Linked DNA regions of Homo sapiens: region 1 is linked to region 2. Evidence: chromatin contacts called from ENCODE Hi-C or POLR2A ChIA-PET data. All regions are on one chromosome and are shown on one strand. The core of a region is the stretch at or near the end of the contact, and the rest is flanking DNA. Distances in the headings are between cores, read along the strand shown.

Region 1 (4,202 bases), core at 228-2,727, 60 kb before region 2:
TTTTTTAAAATAGCAAATTACCTCTGAGGAATATTGAAAACTGCCAGCATGGCCCTCCCTGCCTCCACACCCCTAGGTGTGTCAGGGGATGAGAAATAGTAGAGGCTGGGGAAGTAGAATTCTGGGCCAGCTGTGCTGCTCTGCACCCCTCAGTCTCCCCGAACAACGGTTGTTTCAAGCCTGACCTACTTGAGAGCAGACATTGCCACTCACATTGAGCTACCCCAAATTACACAGTGGCTTTGCAGTCGAGGCTAGGCACGGACCACAAAATATATCCTTGATGTCCCACGAGCCCTATTTGAACCCTCAGTTTCCAGAGGTAAAATGCAAATCCACTGTGTTGCTTACTCGATAAAATCAATAACCCCCTCCCATCCGAGATACAATTTAGCATTTTCACATTTACTACGTGCTGCCTCTGACTTTAAACAATTAAATTTTTTTCTTAAAAAAAGGGAAAAGAGACACGTCTTTCACAAGAGTAATTTCAGAATTCTCCAAAAAGCAACAGAGCTTCTGTGGATGTTTTACAATAATTCTTGATTTTAAAATATGGAGAAAATGAATTCTCAGCTTGTTAACACTCATTAGGATTTGCTGCGGAGTACCTTCTACCGCTCAGCACTCTACGTTAACATTTTTAAATATTTTATTTCTTGCAGTTCATGTTTTTCCTAGAGTTATAGGAAGTGCTATGGAAATTCATGCAGATAAAGTCATGTTATGTGTCTACATATAGGTGTATATACACTGTAAGGGAAGCCTGTATAGAATCTCTGATTGTATCAGAATTATAACTTATTTGATAGGCTACATAGACGTGAACATGTTTTGCTCATATCGATTTCAGAGAGAATATTATTTTTATATCCATATATATGATTATATTTCATAGGTAAATACAGTATGTTTCACATATGCACACATAGATTTCCCACTAACTTAAGCGCATTTGCATCTGCAATGAGGGAGACACTAATTTCTTCTAAGGGGAGCAAATCCAATCGCGCGATCAACTTTAGAAACTGCAGATCTGCGCAGGAACCGTTGTCCCTTGTCAGAAAAGTCAGGAGTAAAGGCAGTCCTTTGTTCAAAGGGCCCCAACGGGTTGGTTAGGATGACTCCGTGTGCCACATCACTCGCAGTGGCAATCCAGGGAACGGATCTGTGAAACGAAGCTCGGTGGATCCCACCCCTTTCCTCCAGAGCTTCCCTTTCCTGTCCTTATTTGCACCCGCCCCCCGCCCGCGTCGGTCTGGGGCTTTTGACTTCTCCCCGAACACATTTCCCCTCCCGTCGCTGGGTCCCTGCGATCGCCCCCAGCTGGTGGGGCTCGCGGAGCTCAGGGGAGCGGGGTCCTCTGCGCCGCTGCAGCGCGAGTTAATAAACAGTTAAGTTTGGAAGACTCTGCAGACACGTTGAGGGGGAGTTACCAAGCCCAGGCAGCAAAAACATCCTGGCACATTCCTGGGGAGTCCTCAGCTGCCAGCATCTGATTAGAACCATATCTCTCGCCGGGAGTGGCCGCGCGGCTCCGAAGCTCCCGGCCGGCGGCTATTTAAGCGAGGCCCGCCGCATCCGCTGCGCTGTAGCCTGGAGGCTCCGGGCGCGGGGAAGTCATGCTCGCTTCACGGAGGCAATAGCTAGCCGGTGAGTAGCTTCGAAACCCTTCTTCCCTCTGGCTCCATTTTTTTTTTAAAGATCTCCTTCTCTCCTTTGCTCCCCCTCTCTCACCCCCCCGCCCCCCGCTACCCTTCTTTGAGTACAGACCTTGGGCTGTGGGGAATCTTAGAAATGAGACCCTGTGCTTGGGGAAACCAGCAGTTTTGTGGCCTGACATCTGAGGAATGCTTCCGCGGAATGTATTTACCTTTCGAATCCGACTCCAGATGCCCAGCTTGTGACATTTAACAAACGCCTCCTTTTGTGTCGTGTGTGTGTGTGTGTGTGTGTGTGTGTGTGTGTGTGTGTGTGTGTGTGTGTAAAAGGTCTGCGGGCAGCCCTCCTAGGACACTGAGGTGGCTGCTGACCGCCTAATTAACTCCTCGAAGGGTGTTTATTTTTGCTGTGTGACAAAGGCTGGGGACCTGGCTTGTGCCCATAAGGAGCTTTTTCCTGGTGACTGACAACATATGGCATTAAAATGTGAACTTTTGTCTTACACCGGCATTCCTAAGGAAGTATCTACCCAAGGGACTTAAGAAACTTGTTTTATATCCCCCGGCGCAGGGAGCATGGTTTATATGGTGCTTGCCTGCCTGTTGTAAGCTGGTTAAAAAGATTAAGTAAGAATTCTAAAAAAGGGGGGAAAAATGAATGGGTTAAAACCGTGGAGCCTCAGTCAACATAGCGGTTTTCATAGCATAGAGCTGACTCTGTTATTTGTTTCTGCTGTCTTTCCCTCTTGACTTAATTCTGAGCCTGGAATTCTGGTCCGCAGACAGTTTCAGCAGGGAGCTGAGTCCAAAGGGAAATTCAACTGGATTAAAAACACTTAAGGAATCTGGGTGTTATCTCCACCCCAACCACCCCCCACCTTTTCCCCTTTCTTTTTAGTTTTTGTTTGGAAGGAAGAGAGCCGCTCTGTAAACCGAGAAGAGCAGAAACAAGCTTCCAGACACATGGAAAGACTTAAAAATTATGGAGGGGCGACTTCACGAATAGTAAATGTTGCTATTGCTCTATAAAGTGACTTCATGAAAAAATTTCTGGCCTTAGTCAGGCAAAGCAGGGGCATGGGGGAGAAGGAGGTAAGATATAACTAATGCAAACAGAAGTAATGGGAGTGGAAAGCAGGCATCTACAAAAAATGCCTTTGAGATGTCTGATAAGCCTCTTGGAATGGCTTTGATGAGATGTATACTTGATTGTCCTTACAGTCTTGAGGTTGGCTTCTCACACAAAAGCACCTACTGGCTGTTGGGGAGGAGGGAGCTTGCAGCTACCAAATGGCTTGTCACCATGCTTCTTACCCCAGCAGCCAGACTTTGGGAGGCTACTTTTCTCTGAGCCAGGTGCCCCGCCCACTCCAGGTTCTGTGTCTCCCCTCTTGGAAGGGAGATGGCCCTCAGTGACACTGTAAGAAAGTTTATTGCCTTGAGAATTCGGGAGTATTTGAGTACAATGGGAAAGTCTTCTAGAGAAAGCATGAAGAAGACCTAGTGGTCTTTGCCAATGTGGATTTCTGGGACAGACCACTTCTTCCAAATCCTTAGTCAGTTTCCTCCTAAGGCCAACTAAATTCTTTTTCCTGTTGTTGGTGAATAACTTCCCCCTTCTTTTCCCACTCCCAGCTGGAAGGATCCCTTCTCATCCAAATGACTGACCTAGAAACCAGTCATTTTTCAGCTATGCCCTCCTATGCTTTAATGTATAACCAGAATAAGTAGATGGTAGAGGAATGTCTTCCAACTTTGAGCCCATACACGTATGTATTTGCCATTCTGGGGATCTTTGATCTTGATGGTTGATCTTTACCTGAGGATGTAAGTGAGGGAAGAAAGCACTTGTTACAAACCTTGTCTAATTTGTGAAGGGCAAACTCCAGAGTTTGTGTTTCTGCTAAAGACTTTTATAGTTTCAGATTAAACTGGAAGTCCAAATTCCTGTGCATTAGGCCTGTTTGTTGTCTTTCTCCAAAGGTTGAATGGATTTCACTGGCCTTGTTTGGGTTGAAGGGTACGGCTTTTAAGGCACTTGTTGGCATGAAGGTAGTACAGGGACCTCTGGCAGCTGCTGACCAGCTGTTTGGGGATGATATTTACTGGCCTGCTCAACCAGGCCTCGATTATCTGAAGGTTAAGGGAGCAGGAAGATATCTTCCTTGCTGAGTGCTCCTGGCCAAGCAGGAGGCTTTGCTGTGACATAGGCTCTTATGCTGCTTCATTTCTAACTCTACCCTCATATGTCCATAAACCTAAGTTTGCTACCACTGATATTTCATCTGGATAATTTTGAAGGCTCTGCGTGTTTCTCTTCCTCATTCTTTTGACCTGAGGATTTAATTATTGCTCTTCTTAAAGACAAAGCCAAGATGCTGAAATGCTTGGGAAAGCTGCTGAGAGTGAGCCCTCCTGGGGTTTGAAGTTGTCCTAATGCTCATCAGAACATACCTCCCCAGCTGGAAAGATTCGAAAGCTTACTGGCCAGGAAGGTTTAGGTAACTAACCAAACACATAAGGTTTTTTACCCTTTAGACA
Region 2 (4,015 bases), core at 643-3,142:
TACAGGCACACACCACCCCACCCACCTAATTTTTGTATTTTTAGTAGAGATGAAGTTTCACCATGTTGGCCAGGCTGGTCTCAAACTCCTGGCCTCAAGTGATCCACCCACCTCTGCCTCCCAAAGTGCTGGGATTATAGGCGTGCGCCACTGCACCTGCCCTGCTACAGCATATTTGACAGATTCATACTGTTTCCAAATGTAGCCCACCTGTTATTAGCCAAGACTCACAGGAAGTGTCTTTCAGGCATGGACTCATCCCATGACATAGTTACACGAGTTGTGGCATCCATTCGAATCATCTTATTACTTGGCAGTTCTGCATGGCCTACACTCCACAGCAAGCTCAGGAAAAGGTGAGATCAGTCCCATTGAAGACCTCAAGTTCTCTGCATAAAAAGGAGAGGGGCCAAGAAAGTGGGTGAGAGTAGATACCTTTTACCACAGGTAGGAATATCAGTAGAAAAGGTAAGGCAGTACTGGAGAAAATAGCTGTATATTCTGTCTTCCCTCAGCTCCACCCCTTGCTTTGCTGGTCTTTATATGTGCTAATGTTTGAAATTTGCCTATAAGTAATAATAATACTTATAAAGTCCCTTTAAGAACTATATCCAGAGATATCTGATGTCTTTCTTCTCAAGGTGGTCATCCTCAGTCTCAACCCTGGCTACACGTTAGAATGATCCGCAAAGCTTTTAAAAGCATGGATGCAGGGTCTCATCACAAGTCAATTAACTTAGAGCTGAGCAGACAGCGGGCAGCCATCACTACTGTTCTCAAGAGTCCCCAGGTCATTCTATTTTTGCAGTCAGTGCTTTAAGAGCAGTTGTGATGTCCACATTCTCTGGTGTTCCCAAAAAGGCACTGCTCTTCCCACAAGTGCTGGGAAGCATGAAATGTGAGGGGGAGACTATTTTTCATGGGTAGGAACAAGTTTTTCTGTCTCAGATTCTATCTTGTTGACATGTGTGATGCTGAGATAAGGAGACCACTCTTTCTGGTGGACGCCCTTAATGCCTTCGGGAGTTTACATCTCATTCTTCAAAATGTACCACTCGGCCTATAAGGAAAGCCAGGATTGTAAATGCATTTGCTCACGTGGAAATAACCTACCTAGCCCATTTGCAGATTAAAAAAAAAATGAAGCATCTACGTCTGTGCCATCCTTTCCACTAAGTGCAGTTCTTTACTAACTTTGACTTCATGCCTCCATGAGAAGCATCCACAGGCTTTTTTTTCCCCAAAATTGCATACTCCCTCATCTTCCACCCAACCCCTCGAGTCTTGCAAACTAAGAACTGCTGGGGGTCCTTCATTTTTGTTTCTATTTTTTTGTTTTTGTTTTTGTTTTTGTTTTGTTTTGCCGGAATTTTGCTCTTGTTGCCCAGGCTGGAGTTCAGTGGCCCCACCTCGGCTCACCGCAACCTCCGCCTCCCAGATTCAAGCAATTCTCCTGCCTCAGCCTCCAAAGTAGCTGGGATTACAGGCACCCACCACCATGCCTGGCTAATTTTTTGTATTTTTAGTAGAGATGGGGTTTCACCATGTTGGCCAGGCTGGTCTCGAACTCCTGACGTCAGGTAATCCACCCACCTCAGCCTCCCAACATGCTGTGATTACAGGCGTGAGCCACTGCGCCCGGCCTTTGTTTCCATTTTCACACAGCACTGCTGCCCATCTTAGGGACTTTAGCATTCACAGGCCCATTGCCCCATATCTACTTGTCAATATGAGAAAGCAGGAGGCCAAGAATTACAAAATGATTCTCCTTTGGTTGGACTTCAGTACCCAGGCCACCCAAATTGACAAAAACTCTGAATGCAGACAAACAATGCTTGTTCCCTGTCCTCTGGCCCTTTGCAAATAAATGCCTTACCAGACCTGCCCTGCCACCCCACTCGCAGCCACCCAGCAAGAGCAGCATGTCAGCCTGCCGGAGCTTTGCAGTTGCAATCTGCATTTTAGAAATAAGCATCCTCACAGCACAGTACACGACCAGGTGAGTCAGTTACTTTTCTGCTTGTCTCTGGAAGTTTCCTGTAGGATTAGCATCTCAAGGTCTTCTTAGCAGCAAAGTACATGACAATGTTAATCCACATGGCAATATACAGAGCCCTAGAATCTAAACTTCGAAAAGAGATAAGAAAATACATAGGGTGCATCTTTATGAGTTTTCTGTGGAAATGTGCTGCTGTTTCTGGGGATTTATTTTCAACAAGGCACTCAAATGTTAAGATTGAGGTATTCTTTAAATATCTGGAATTATAAAATAAAGCTTGTTTTCACCAGTGTATGATGAACCTGGGTTTATTAGTGCCTGATGTCTGAGAAGTTTAAAATTAAGGAAATTAATCTTTCCCTCACTCTGCTTCAATGCCTGACACCTTTAACATTTGGATACATCACCCTTTTGCCTCCACATTAGGCAAAGGTTAACTATTTTGTTTCTTTCCCTTGACATCCTGAGTTGTGTTCAGAGGCATGCATTTTGTTTAGGGCCATTTGGGATTTAGGTCATATTTCTTCCATTCCAGAATTGCAGTGATGCAGACCTGTCACTCATGCTTCTACCAAAGATACTTTTTCTCCTTTTTCTCTGATCCTAATCGGAATTGCAAAGCCCATGGCAAGTCATCCAGGAAACAAATCACCCATATAATAAGTTTTTATTGAACAGCTACACTGTACCTAGAAATGGTGGAGGTTAGGGTCACATGAGGCATCCTTCCTTCCATCCTGGAGTCATCAGAGTAGACATCGACCTGTATAATTCAATACAGGATGATCCGTTCTGGGGAGAGTACTGAAATATTCCTCACTTCAACAGTGTGGCTGGGGGGAAATGTCTGCCCAAGCCCTGTTCCTCTGCTCAGACATAACCATAACCTGCTTCCAATTCCTCATTAGTCATTTGACTCTTGGTTTACCCAAATGCTGTTTTGAACTTTGATGCCCGTCTCCAGTACATATTTGCCTGCCTCTTGGCTGCAGTTGGAGGCCGCCATTCAGCCTGGGCTCCACTCAACAAGTGGGTTATTCACAGGGCTGTATCTTTCAGGAGGGGGCACCCAGAGGTGCTACACAGATGAACATGGGCCCTGGATCCAGTGCTCGACCAGACCTTTCCTTCATCCCTCCTCTTTCCATATTATCTGTAAAGCATTGTACCATTCAGGAAATATTTTTGTTTAGTGGGCATCTGGGCACAAAAGGGATTTGGAAAGGCAGTTCCTCCAAGTTGCTTTAGCTCCCTTGAACTTCACCTGACCCTTTCTTAAGCTAAAAAATAATAATAATAATTCAAACAACCCACATTCCTAGATTGCAGCTCCTGCTGATCAAAAATGAGAGGCTGTGGGGAAGCTTTGATTGCTTTGAAGTGCGTACCCCCTGGGTCCTGGCCACACTCAGCTGTTTCAGGGAGGACCGGAAAGCCCCATTAGCTGGACCCCAGCTCCAGCAGCTGCACGGCTGAGTTTGGTTTGGTTTCGTGGGCTCCCATTGCTATGCCCTCTTGAGTTTGCCCCGGTTGCCCTGCTCTGAATGCTCTGTGCTTTGCCCTTTGACGGGGGTTGAGGTCAAAACAGAGTGTTCAGAGCCCTCAGTCATGAAGTGAGACGATTTGTTTGAATAATAGCTAACTGAAATTTGCAAAATAACTTTTAAAATCCTCTGAAGCTAGACTTCCCAGGCTCAGGTCAAGGTGCCTTTACTTACCAACAGTGTCATTTTGGGCGGGTTGCTTGGCCTCTCTGTACCTCGCTTCCCTCGTCTGTAAGATGTGGTTTTATTTATGTCCTGGGACTACCATAACAAAGCACCACAAGCTGGATGGCTTCAAACAAAAGAAATGTATTGTCTCACAGTTCTGGAGGTTAGAAGTCTGAAATCAAGGTGTTGGCAGGGCCGTGCTCCCTCCGATACTCTGGGAAGGGTCCCTCCTAGTTTCTGGTGGTGGCCAGCACTCCCTTGTATTTTATTTTTTGGTTTCAGATCATTTCAGTCTATGTGTCTA

What was found. Hi-C counts contacts between places; a loop is a spot of excess contacts on that map. ChIA-PET counts read pairs that join two places held with the same protein, here RNA polymerase II (POLR2A). Pooled maps may share reads with other maps.
Region 1: a map of endothelial cell of hepatic sinusoid shows a loop between it and region 2 (4-fold over the local background). The contact joins the promoter of DAB2 here to the promoter of C9 in region 2. A Hi-C loop is called at or near these places in 22 of 168 maps with a recorded cell type or tissue (CD14-positive monocyte, Caco-2, HepG2 and 17 more) and 16 of 50 pooled maps. POLR2A ChIA-PET finds 5 or more read pairs at or near these places in 17 of 52 experiments (A549, AG04449, AG04450 and 13 more).

Annotation. Positions count from the first base shown.
Region 1 is chr5:39,422,255-39,426,456 of GRCh38, reverse strand. DAB2 (DAB adaptor protein 2) reads left to right here and starts at 1,477. Exons shown (of 15, transcript NM_001343.4): 1 at 1,477-1,653.
Region 2 is chr5:39,362,372-39,366,386 of GRCh38, reverse strand. It overlaps C9 (complement C9), which reads left to right and starts at 1,892. Exons shown (of 11, transcript NM_001737.5): 1 at 1,892-1,999. The coding sequence starts at 1,923.